Regions from separate parts of the Homo sapiens genome. Here region 1 is linked to region 2. Evidence: read pairs that join two places in POLR2A ChIA-PET (ENCODE). Cell type or tissue: OCI-LY7. All regions are shown on one strand. Region 1 overlaps HNRNPD (heterogeneous nuclear ribonucleoprotein D). Region 2 overlaps HNRNPDL (heterogeneous nuclear ribonucleoprotein D like).

Region 1 (5,000 bases), 68 kb after region 2:
TAGTATGTAACCACTACCGTTCTGGTTCTAACACTTGTTTTATTTTAGACCAGCAGAGTGGTTATGGGAAGGTATCCAGGCGAGGTGGTCATCAAAATAGCTACAAACCATACTAAATTATTCCATTTGCAACTTATCCCCAACAGGTATGTTCTAAAAATAGTTTTTTTTTGTCATTTACAATAGTAGTTTTTATAATCTATATTGTTCATAAAACAATGCTTAATTTAAGAGTTTCACAGCACCCAGAAGTGCTTACCATATTATAACATAGTGACTTTCAAAGATATGTAACACAGGTGCTCTTAAGCTTTTGCCTTTTTGTCCTATTATTAACAAGTCAGTAAAGTTAACAGGTAAAGTACTGCTAATGGGTACAAATTAAGGAATTGCAGCAAAAAAGTATTGCCTACTAACTCTGACATTATACCTTGTTTGTACCCGCCAGCGGGAACTTCATTGCAGGCCCTGTGTCGCGCTGACTTCACGATTCTCACAGGCCCGCTCAATGCGGACAGGGTACGAGATGCTCACGCTCTCGAATGCTGCCGTTTGGTATGGTCTCTTCCAACATCCTGTATCAGCATTATAAAATAAAATGGATACTTCAAGCTTTGCCTTCACTTATTTCTTTGCTTTTTAAAAACTATTTGTAATGTAATTTTAATGCATTTTTTACAGGCCCAGTAATGGTTAAATACGTCAGCTTACTGAATAATTTTAACTATTTATTCTTCTAAGGATACAGCTTGTCTCTGGATTTTCCAGTCTTAATTTTATATTTTATTAATCTATTTTAATGCTTGCTTTTCCCATTTATAGACGTTGTAGCAGTAATTGCAAGAAGTTCTTGAGCTGAATTCCTGTTGTGACAACTTCCTATAATTACAGTAGATAACTTTTTCTTTTAGTCGTATATAACTTTTCTATAACTTGTGATGGACAAGAGATATGCTTATCCAATAAAATAAGCTTAAATATTAGATGCTCTTGGGTCAAAATGTCCTTTTACCAAATTGACCTTTTTATGAGTTCTTTGGGTAAATACTTTAAAGCTTTTTATATTTTAAAGAATACTTGTAAAAGCATATCACATCTTAAACCAGTGGTGCACATGTGGATTTACAGCTCATGGACTCTACTGTTCAGCTTTAATTTATAAAACATATCACACATTTAATGTTATACAGTATTTACATATAGTGGAACATAGGGATAACTCAGTTTTATGTAAATTTTTGTTAAGTGTTGTAGCCTGCCCAGAGTGACTTCTATTTTTTCTTCTTTGTCTCCAGGTGGTGAAGCAGTATTTTCCAATTTGAAGATTCATTTGAAGGTGGCTCCTGCCACCTGCTAATAGCAGTTCAAACTAAATTTTTTGTATCAAGTCCCTGAATGGAAGTATGACGTTGGGTCCCTCTGAAGTTTAATTCTGAGTTCTCATTAAAAGAAATTTGCTTTCATTGTTTTATTTCTTAATTGCTATGCTTCAGAATCAATTTGTGTTTTATGCCCTTTCCCCCAGTATTGTAGAGCAAGTCTTGTGTTAAAAGCCCAGTGTGACAGTGTCATGATGTAGTAGTGTCTTACTGGTTTTTTAATAAATCCTTTTGTATAAAAATGTATTGGCTCTTTTATCATCAGAATAGGAAAAATTGTCATGGATTCAAGTTATTAAAAGCATAAGTTTGGAAGACAGGCTTGCCGAAATTGAGGACATGATTAAAATTGCAGTGAAGTTTGAAATGTTTTTAGCAAAATCTAATTTTTGCCATAATGTGTCCTCCCTGTCCAAATTGGGAATGACTTAATGTCAATTTGTTTGTTGGTTGTTTTAATAATACTTCCTTATGTAGCCATTAAGATTTATATGAATATTTTCCCAAATGCCCAGTTTTTGCTTAATATGTATTGTGCTTTTTAGAACAAATCTGGATAAATGTGCAAAAGTACCCCTTTGCACAGATAGTTAATGTTTTATGCTTCCATTAAATAAAAAGGACTTAAAATCTGTTAATTATAATAGAAATGCGGCTAGTTCAGAGAGATTTTTAGAGCTGTGGTGGACTTCATAGATGAATTCAAGTGTTGAGGGAGGATTAAAGAAATATATACCGTGTTTATGTGTGTGTGCTTATTTGTTTGAATGATTTTATTTTCCATTTCTCAAAGGTTTTATTTTTTTGGTTAGGGCCTTAAAATTTCAGGACTGTGATTATTAGTATGTGTGCCTAAGGAACTTTTTGAGTCACTCTTAAGAAAGTGAAACTGAAGAGTCTAAGTGATAACTATAGGATTAAGTCAGAATTGTTTTTCCTGTCATTTGTTGGAAGCTTCTTGAGTTCTGTTATTAGCATTCAGGGAATTGATACCCATCAACTTGAATGGAAAATCGTTTGTAGGTATTACTTAAGTGAATGTTAAGAGTTCCACCCTGAGTGGTAATCTAAGGCTGTGCAGTCAGTTACTTCAGACTGCTCAGAATAGTTCATTAGAAAGGTAACAAATGAGAAATGTATTATTATACAGTTCTATAGTAGTGAAGTGATGGAATACCTTTCTTACTTTTGTGGAGTTACATCTGATGCTAAGAATTTGACCTCCAACTAAGCAAACATTTTAATGAGCAAAAGTTAGTGTTATTAAAGTTTTTTTATGATAGATCCAAATTGAGGACCTGTGTCCTGTTTTTATAAGATTGCAACCCAGCTATGCTCATTTGTTTATGTTTTGTATATGGCTGCTTTTGTGTTACAGTGGTAGAGTTTAGTAGTTAGGACAGAGACCTGCAAAGCAAAATAATTTACAGTCTGGCCCTTTACAGAAAAGTTTGCTGACTCATGGTCAAAATAAATGAAAATTTTTTGTGTTAGGGTTGTTAAGCTAGGGTTCTTTTTGGTATCATATGCTTATTTTATGTAAATCTCTCAATAAAAAATTATTTTTAAGAGACAGGGTCTCCCTCTGTCGTTCATGCTAGAGTACAGTGGCTCACTGCAGCCTCCAACTCCTGGGCTCAAGTGCTCCTCATTAGCCTCCTCAGTGATTGGGACTACAGGCGCATACCACTGTGCCCAACTAATATTTTTATTGTTTGTAGAGACAGGGTCTTGCTATGTTCCCCAGGCTGGTCTTGAACTCTTGGCCTCAAGCAATCCTCCTCCTCCTTCGGCCTCCCAAAGTGCTGGGATTATAGGCATAAACCACCGTGTTCGGCCTTCACATCAAAAACTTTATAAATGTGCGGGGAGGGGGTAAAAACAGATTGAATTAAAACCAGGTTTAGTGTGACTAAAAACATGCTACCAGATTAATTTTGATTGTTGTGTTAAAATGTTTACAAGCTGCACTTTTGGCAGTTAATTAGTACTAAATGAGAGACACTACTTAGATTTAATTTTAAGGATTAATTTTGGAGATCAAACCCATTCTTGAAAAAAACTTGTAACCCGATTTTTGTACTGTTTTGTTTCTGTATGTCTGACTCATTTAAATTGCAATTCTCAGAGCCGTTTCTAGCAGTACCTCTTGGCCTAGATAATTTTCTGTCCAGCAGACACTGATTTTCAAACGGTAACAAGAATTGAAAAAAGATTTTTTATATACATTAATTTGGTAATTAGTTTCATGTTTTTCTTGATGGTTTTCTGTGTTCTAATCTGAACTGTTTGCCCTTTTTGAATTGTTGAGTAACTGTTGAGTTGGGGCTTTGCCATTGTTCTGGGTTTCCCTTTGCCTCTCAATTTATGATCTGTTTCCTAGATCTATGGCTTTGTTGGTTTGGTGTAGGATATCTTCCAATAGGTTAGAGACCTTCCTGTCTGTAAAGTTCTATTTTGCATTGGATTACTAAGTTTAGCTATGTAGAGAATTCAGGTTTGGTGAAGAAATTTATTTTATTTGTTTTTGAGACAGCATCTCACTCTGTTGCCAGGCTGGAGTGCAGTGGTGCGATCTCAGCTCACTGCAACCTCTGCCTCGTGGGTTCAAGCGATTCTCCTGCCTCAGCCTCCTTAGCAGCTGGGACTACAGGCCTGTGCCACCATGCCCAGCTAGTTTTTGTATTTTTAGTAGAGACGGAGTTTCACCATGTTGGCCAGGATGGTCTCAATCTCTTGATGCTGTGATCCGTCCGCCTCGGCCTCCCAAAGTGCTGGGATTACAGGTGTGAGCCACCATGCCTGGCCAGAAATTTATTTATTTTTTTTATTTTTGAGACGGAGTTTTGCTTTTGTTGCCCAGGCTGTAGTGCAGTGGCATATCGGCTCACGGCAACCTCCGCCTCCTAGATTCAAGCAATTCTTCTGCCTCAGCCGCCTGAGCAGCTGGGATTACAGGTGTGTGCCACCAGGCTCGGCTAATTTTTTTTTTTTTTTTTTTAGTAGATAATGGGGTTTCACCATGTTAGGCTGGTCCTGAACTCCTGACCTCAGGTGATCCACCTGACTTGGCCTCCCAAAGTGCTGGGATTACAGGTGTGTGCTACACTGTTCTTTGACCCAGAAATTTATTTTAAATCTTGGTCTTACATATGGAATCTTTCTTAACGCTGAAATCACTTGGAATTTTACCATTGTTCTTATGGTTCACAACTGTATCTTGGGTTTATTTAATACATTGTACTGGTCACTCACTGAATCTTGTCATTGTATAAACTTGCTCTTCAGATACGGGAAATATTACTGAACTGATTCTTCTTTCCCCATCTACCATCTCGATCTTTGTTCTCTGGAATTCTTGTTTGGGTATAAGCCCTGGACATGTGTTTCTGTTAATTTAATCTTTCTCAATTTTTGTAGATACCAGGTCTTGCTATGTTTCCCAGGCTGGTCTTGAACTCTTGGCTTCCCAAAGTGCTGGAGTTACAGGCATGTGCCACTGCACCTTGCCTAATTGTCAACTTTTAAAAACATCCCAAAATTTAAGTTGTGTTAGTTTCTTTTTTGGGTGTGGGTGTGTGTGTGGGGTGGAGTTCTCTCGTCGCCCAGGCTGGAGTGCAG
Region 2 (5,000 bases):
CTGTAAGTTCAAATTTATGATTAGGTGACGAGTTGACATTGAGATTGTCCTTTTCCCTGATCAAAAAATGAATAAAGCCTTTTTAAACAAAATCCAAACTTTTAATCAAGTCTTGATATGTATGACTGAGAAAAAATACACTACATCTAGAGATGATTGAGATGTTTTGCAAAGAATTGAAGGGGGAGTGAGAATTGGTTTTTCTTGCAGGGGCTTTGAACTCTAGATTTGGGCTTTGAACTCTAGATTTAATTCAGATTTCAGGGTCTATCAGTTCACCAACTGATGCAAATTTGAACAGATACTCTAAGGCTAAGTGTCCTAGGTTGGATGAACTGAAGCTACTATCAAGATCTCGTTCCCAAGGATTAATTTAGAACAAAGTAATTGGACAAGTTTATTGGGGAGGGGATAGAAATGAATTCTAAAGTACCTATAACAAATACTCTGTGTATGTTTTTTACATCGTATTTGCCTTTTACATTGTTTAGACCAAATTCTGTGTGATGTTATCCTCGGGAAGAGGATAGAAATTAATTCTAAAGTACCTATAACAAATGCTCGGTTTGTATATGTTTTTATACATCGTATTTGCCTTTTGCATTGTTCAGACCAAATTCTGTGTGATGTTATCCTAACAAAACACCTTAGTAATTTCTTTGGTTAACATGTTAATCTGTAATCTCACTTTTATAAGATGAGGACTATTAAAATGAGATGTCTGTTGGGATGCTAGCGTGGATAAGCAGAGCTTATTCCATTACTCTTCAGTGGATCTTTATTTTCATAATGGCAGAGATCCTCACTAATCTTCACAAAACTTAATACAAGGGCATATCTGAACAATTAAGCTACTTTCCAGTACCAAGATTTGATTTAATGTCAATCAGGATGCTAGGCTGCGTGCTGTAGATCATGCCTGTAATCCCAAGCACTTTGGGAGGCCAAGGCAAGTACATTACTTGAGTCCAGCCTGGGCAACATGGCAAAACCCCGTCTCTACAAAAACTACGAAAATTAGCTCGATGTGATGGTGCACACCTGTAGTCCCAGCTACTTGGGCTGAGGCGGGACGATTGCTTGAACCAGGGAGGTGAAGTGTGCAGTGAGTCATGTTTGCGCCAGTGCACTCCACCCTGGGCGACAAAGTGAGACCCTGTCTCAAAAAATCACAGGATGCTAAACTTCACCAATTAAAAAGTTGACTAAGCTGGCCGCACGCAGTGGCTCATCCCTGTAATCCTAGTACTTTGGGAGGCCGAGGCAGGTGAATGGCTTGAGTCCAGGAGTTCAAGACCATCCTGGCCAATATGTCAAAACCCCAGCTCTACTAAAAATAGAAAAATTAGCCGGGCGTGGTGCTGTGCTTAGGTGAGAGGATTGCTGGAGCCCAGGAGGTAGAGGTTGTAGTGAGATTTGTGCTCCAGCCTGGGCAACAGAGTGAGAACTTGTCAAAAAAAAAAAAGTTGACTAAGGCCAGGTGTGTTGGCTGCAGTTGAGCTATGGTCGCTCCATTGCACTCTTATCTGGCCTAGGCAACAGAGTGAGACCCTGTCTTTAATTTTTTTAAAAGTTGATTCAAAAACATGTAAGTGTATGAATAATTTTTAGTTATAGATGTGTGTGTATACCATTTGAATTGATTCTTGAGTAGTTAGAAAGGGTCATTCATAGAAAACCCCCTTTCCTTAAACTTTCAGCGAAATAGAGTTGACATCTAATCTGTGGTTTCAACTTTAAGCAAAAACAATCTAAATTTATATATTTTTTATAGTCACTAGAAAATATTGTTTATAAATATATAGGCTGTTCTTTTAGGATTGGTTGGGGTCTTACATTTGTCTTGAAATAGATTAGATGTGGAATTTCAGCAAGATTTAGTTAATAGCAAAAAATAAAAATACACCTTAGACTTTACTACTTTTTATAAACGGTAGGAAAGGATATACTGATGTTGTGGGTATTACAAGGTAATGCTGAACATTCTGAAGACCTTAACTTCTGCTGCTCTTCCCTCCCCCTCCCCCCGCCCCAACAAGAATGAGGTTGGAATTGTGCTTTTTTTTTTTTTTTTCTTTCCTTCCCTGAGTCGGAGTTTCACTCTTGTTGCCCAGGCTGGAGTGCAGGCTGGAGTGAGTGGAGTGATCTGGGCTCACCGTAACCTCCTCCTCCCGGGTTCAAGCGATTCTCCTGACTCAGCCTCCCAAGTAGCTGGGATTACAGGCATCTGCCACCATGCCTGGCTAGAATTTTTGTATTTTTAGTAGAGACAGGGCTTCGCCATGTCGGTCAGGCTGCTCTCGAACTCCTGACCTCAGGTGATCCACCCGCCTCGACCTCCCAAAGTCCTGGGGTTACAAGCATGAGCCACCGTGCCCCGCGGGAATTGTGCTATTCTTAAGTGTCAGTTTAATCTCTGGTTTTACCCTTTAAAGACATGTACCACTTCAAAGAGACCACTCAAAGAGATATACCCATTCGGAGAGCTGTATCATAATCTTGGAGAGTAGTGAGACTAAAGTGTAGTTTGAAAAAGTATATTCAGCCAGACGCAGTGGCTGGCTCATGCCTGTAATCCCAGCACTTTGGGAGGCTGAGGCGCGCGGATCACGAGGTCAGGAGTTTTAGACCAACCTGGCCAATATGGTGAAACCCCATCTGTACCAAAAATACAAAAAAGCAGGGTGTGGTGGTGGGCGAGTGTAATCCCAGCTACTTGGGAGGCTGAGGCAGGAGAATGTTGTGAACCCGGGAGGCAGAGGTTGCAGTGAGCCAAGATAGCGCCACTGCACTCCAGCCTGGGCGACAGAGTGAGACTCCATCTCAAAAAAAGAAAAAAAAAAAAAAAGTATATTCAACATAATGTTGTCACTTAAAATCCAAATAACCAAAAAGGCTAATTTTGGTTTCTTAAAGACCAGCACAAGCTAGAAAATGTGAGAAACTTTACTTGCAGGCAAGTTTTTCTCATACTCTTCCAATGGTAATCTCCTTTTGGGAGTCTGACCAAAAGTGAATTCTCTTCAAACCCAAAAAAATGCATGTCTATAAATATTTTCAATGTAGTTTCAGGAAAATTAGAGACTTAGAAAACTGTTTTAAAATGCTCTTGAAGCTGTTGGCTTTTATGGTAACAAACTGACTAAAATTGATTGAATTTGTTGTAATTGATGAGGTTCCACAAAGGGAGTTTCTTCATATGTTCTCCACCTTCCACCTGGGTATTTGTATTGGCTGGTGAACACTCATAGGGGATTGTTTTATTGATGACAGGGTCTCACTCTGTCGCCCAGGCTGGAGTGCAGTGATGCCATCACGTCTCACTACAGCCTCAACCTCCTGGGCTCAACCAATCCTCCCACCTCAGCCTCCCATGTAGCTGGGGCCACAGGCATGTGCCATCATACCTAGCTAATTTTTTTTTTTTTTGATTTTTAGTAGAAATGAGGTCTTGCCATATCGCCCAAGTTAAACCTTTTTTTTTTTTTTTTTTTTTTGTTTTATCATCTTAGAGACAGGGACTCACTATGTTGCCCAGGCTGGTCTCGAACTCCTGGGCTCCAGTGATCCTACCGTTTAGGCCTCCCAAAGTGCTGGGATTACCAGCATGTGTCACCATGCCCAGCTTTAGCTTTAATCCCCTGATTTTAAAATGAGGAAGTCAGCTAATTGAATGCACCAATGCTGATTACATTCTGCAGTCTATTAAACTATAAAACTCCTATCAGGCATACTTGACTTTAAGCATTAAGACTGGTCAGTAATCTTTAATACACTTGGTTTCTGAGTGTTGAGCTCTATTGTAGCAAAGTAGGATTATATTACAATTGATCCATTCTTGTTCCTCTAATGGAATTTGAGCCTGGATAATCTGGAGCAACTACTCTTCCCATGAAAGACATGGCCTATGAAATTGACTCACTATTTAGATTGCCCTTGAACCATGAAACATCTGGGGCATATATGTTTTTCATAGACCCTGCAAGCAGAGGAATGACAGGAGGGTGGGAGCAGTGGGGGTTAAGTGGTATTATAGAATAATTTCAATATTTCATCACCAGGAAACCCTTTAAATTTCTTCTCTCCATAGACAATGTGTTTTGAATGGCTTTATTTGTCAAATATATTGCTCTCATTATGTAATAACATTTCTATTAATCAAAGATATATAGCTGTCAGAACTACAATGTGATAATTCGCATCATACCAAGTTAATTTAATGGCAGCCAAATCAAGAATATTTCTGTTAACTTGTGTACATTTTTTAATGATATGTAACGTCTAACAGGCTTTTAAAATATCAAAAACGCTGGCTGGGCATGGTGGCTCACACCTGTAATCCCAGCACTTTGGAAGGCCAAGGCGGGCAGACCATTTGAGGCCAGGAGTTCGAGACCAGCCTGGCCAATATGGTGAAACCCTGTCTCTACTAAAAATGCAAAAATTAGGTGTGATGGTGCATGCCTGTAATCCCTGCTACTCGGGAGGCTGAGGCAGGAGAATCGCATGAACCTGGGAGGCAGAGGTTGCAGTGAGCCAAGATCGTGCCACTGCACTCCAGCCCCTAGGCGACACAGCAAGACTCTGTCTCAAAAAAAAAAAAAAAAAAAAAAATAGAGTTTTAGAAGTGAGAGTAAGAGGCAACATTTCAAGAGGTAATGGCTTAAAATTTTCCAGAAGTGACAAATGAATCTACAAATATAATATACCCTACAAATTGCAATTGCAATTAGGAAAAATAAATAAAAATCTCCACGAAGATGCACTATGGTAAAACCAAAAAAATCAACAACAAACAAAAGCAGCCACATCTAGAACCAACTACCAGTAATCAGGAAAAGAAATAAAGGCACATGTTAAACTACCATGAAGATGCAACCATCCAAATCTAAAATGTGGAAAATTCATAAGAATATCCCATTTCTTCAACAAGTAAATGACATGAAAAGAAGTGGGAAATGTAGGTGGATCTAAGATTAAAAGAGACTTATGGTAAGCAA

The links. Peaks named below come from ENCODE experiments on the same cell type or tissue, not always from the same donor. Only the 100,000 strongest peaks of a DNase experiment are listed, where the experiment ranks them.
Region 1: POLR2A ChIA-PET joins it to region 2 with 5 read pairs; 29 of 35 experiments call an interaction of 5 or more read pairs at or near these places.

What each region holds. Positions count from the first base shown.
Region 1 is chr4:82,350,450-82,355,449 of GRCh38, reverse strand. HNRNPD (heterogeneous nuclear ribonucleoprotein D) reads left to right here. Exons shown (of 9, transcript NM_031370.3): 8 at 49-146; 9 at 1,296-2,952. The coding sequence ends at 116. Among named protein-coding and RNA genes, the nearest start is that of HNRNPD, 21 kb to the left of the region's middle. In OCI-LY7, no CTCF peak of the experiment used is centred here; no DNase peak of the experiment used is centred here; H3K27ac peaks cover 538 bases.
Region 2 is chr4:82,418,299-82,423,298 of GRCh38, reverse strand. It overlaps HNRNPDL (heterogeneous nuclear ribonucleoprotein D like), which reads left to right. Exons shown (of 8, transcript NM_031372.4): 8 at 1-730. Among named protein-coding and RNA genes, the nearest start is that of HNRNPDL, 9.7 kb to the left of the region's middle. RefSeq lists an enhancer at 1,131-1,220. In OCI-LY7, no CTCF peak of the experiment used is centred here; no DNase peak of the experiment used is centred here.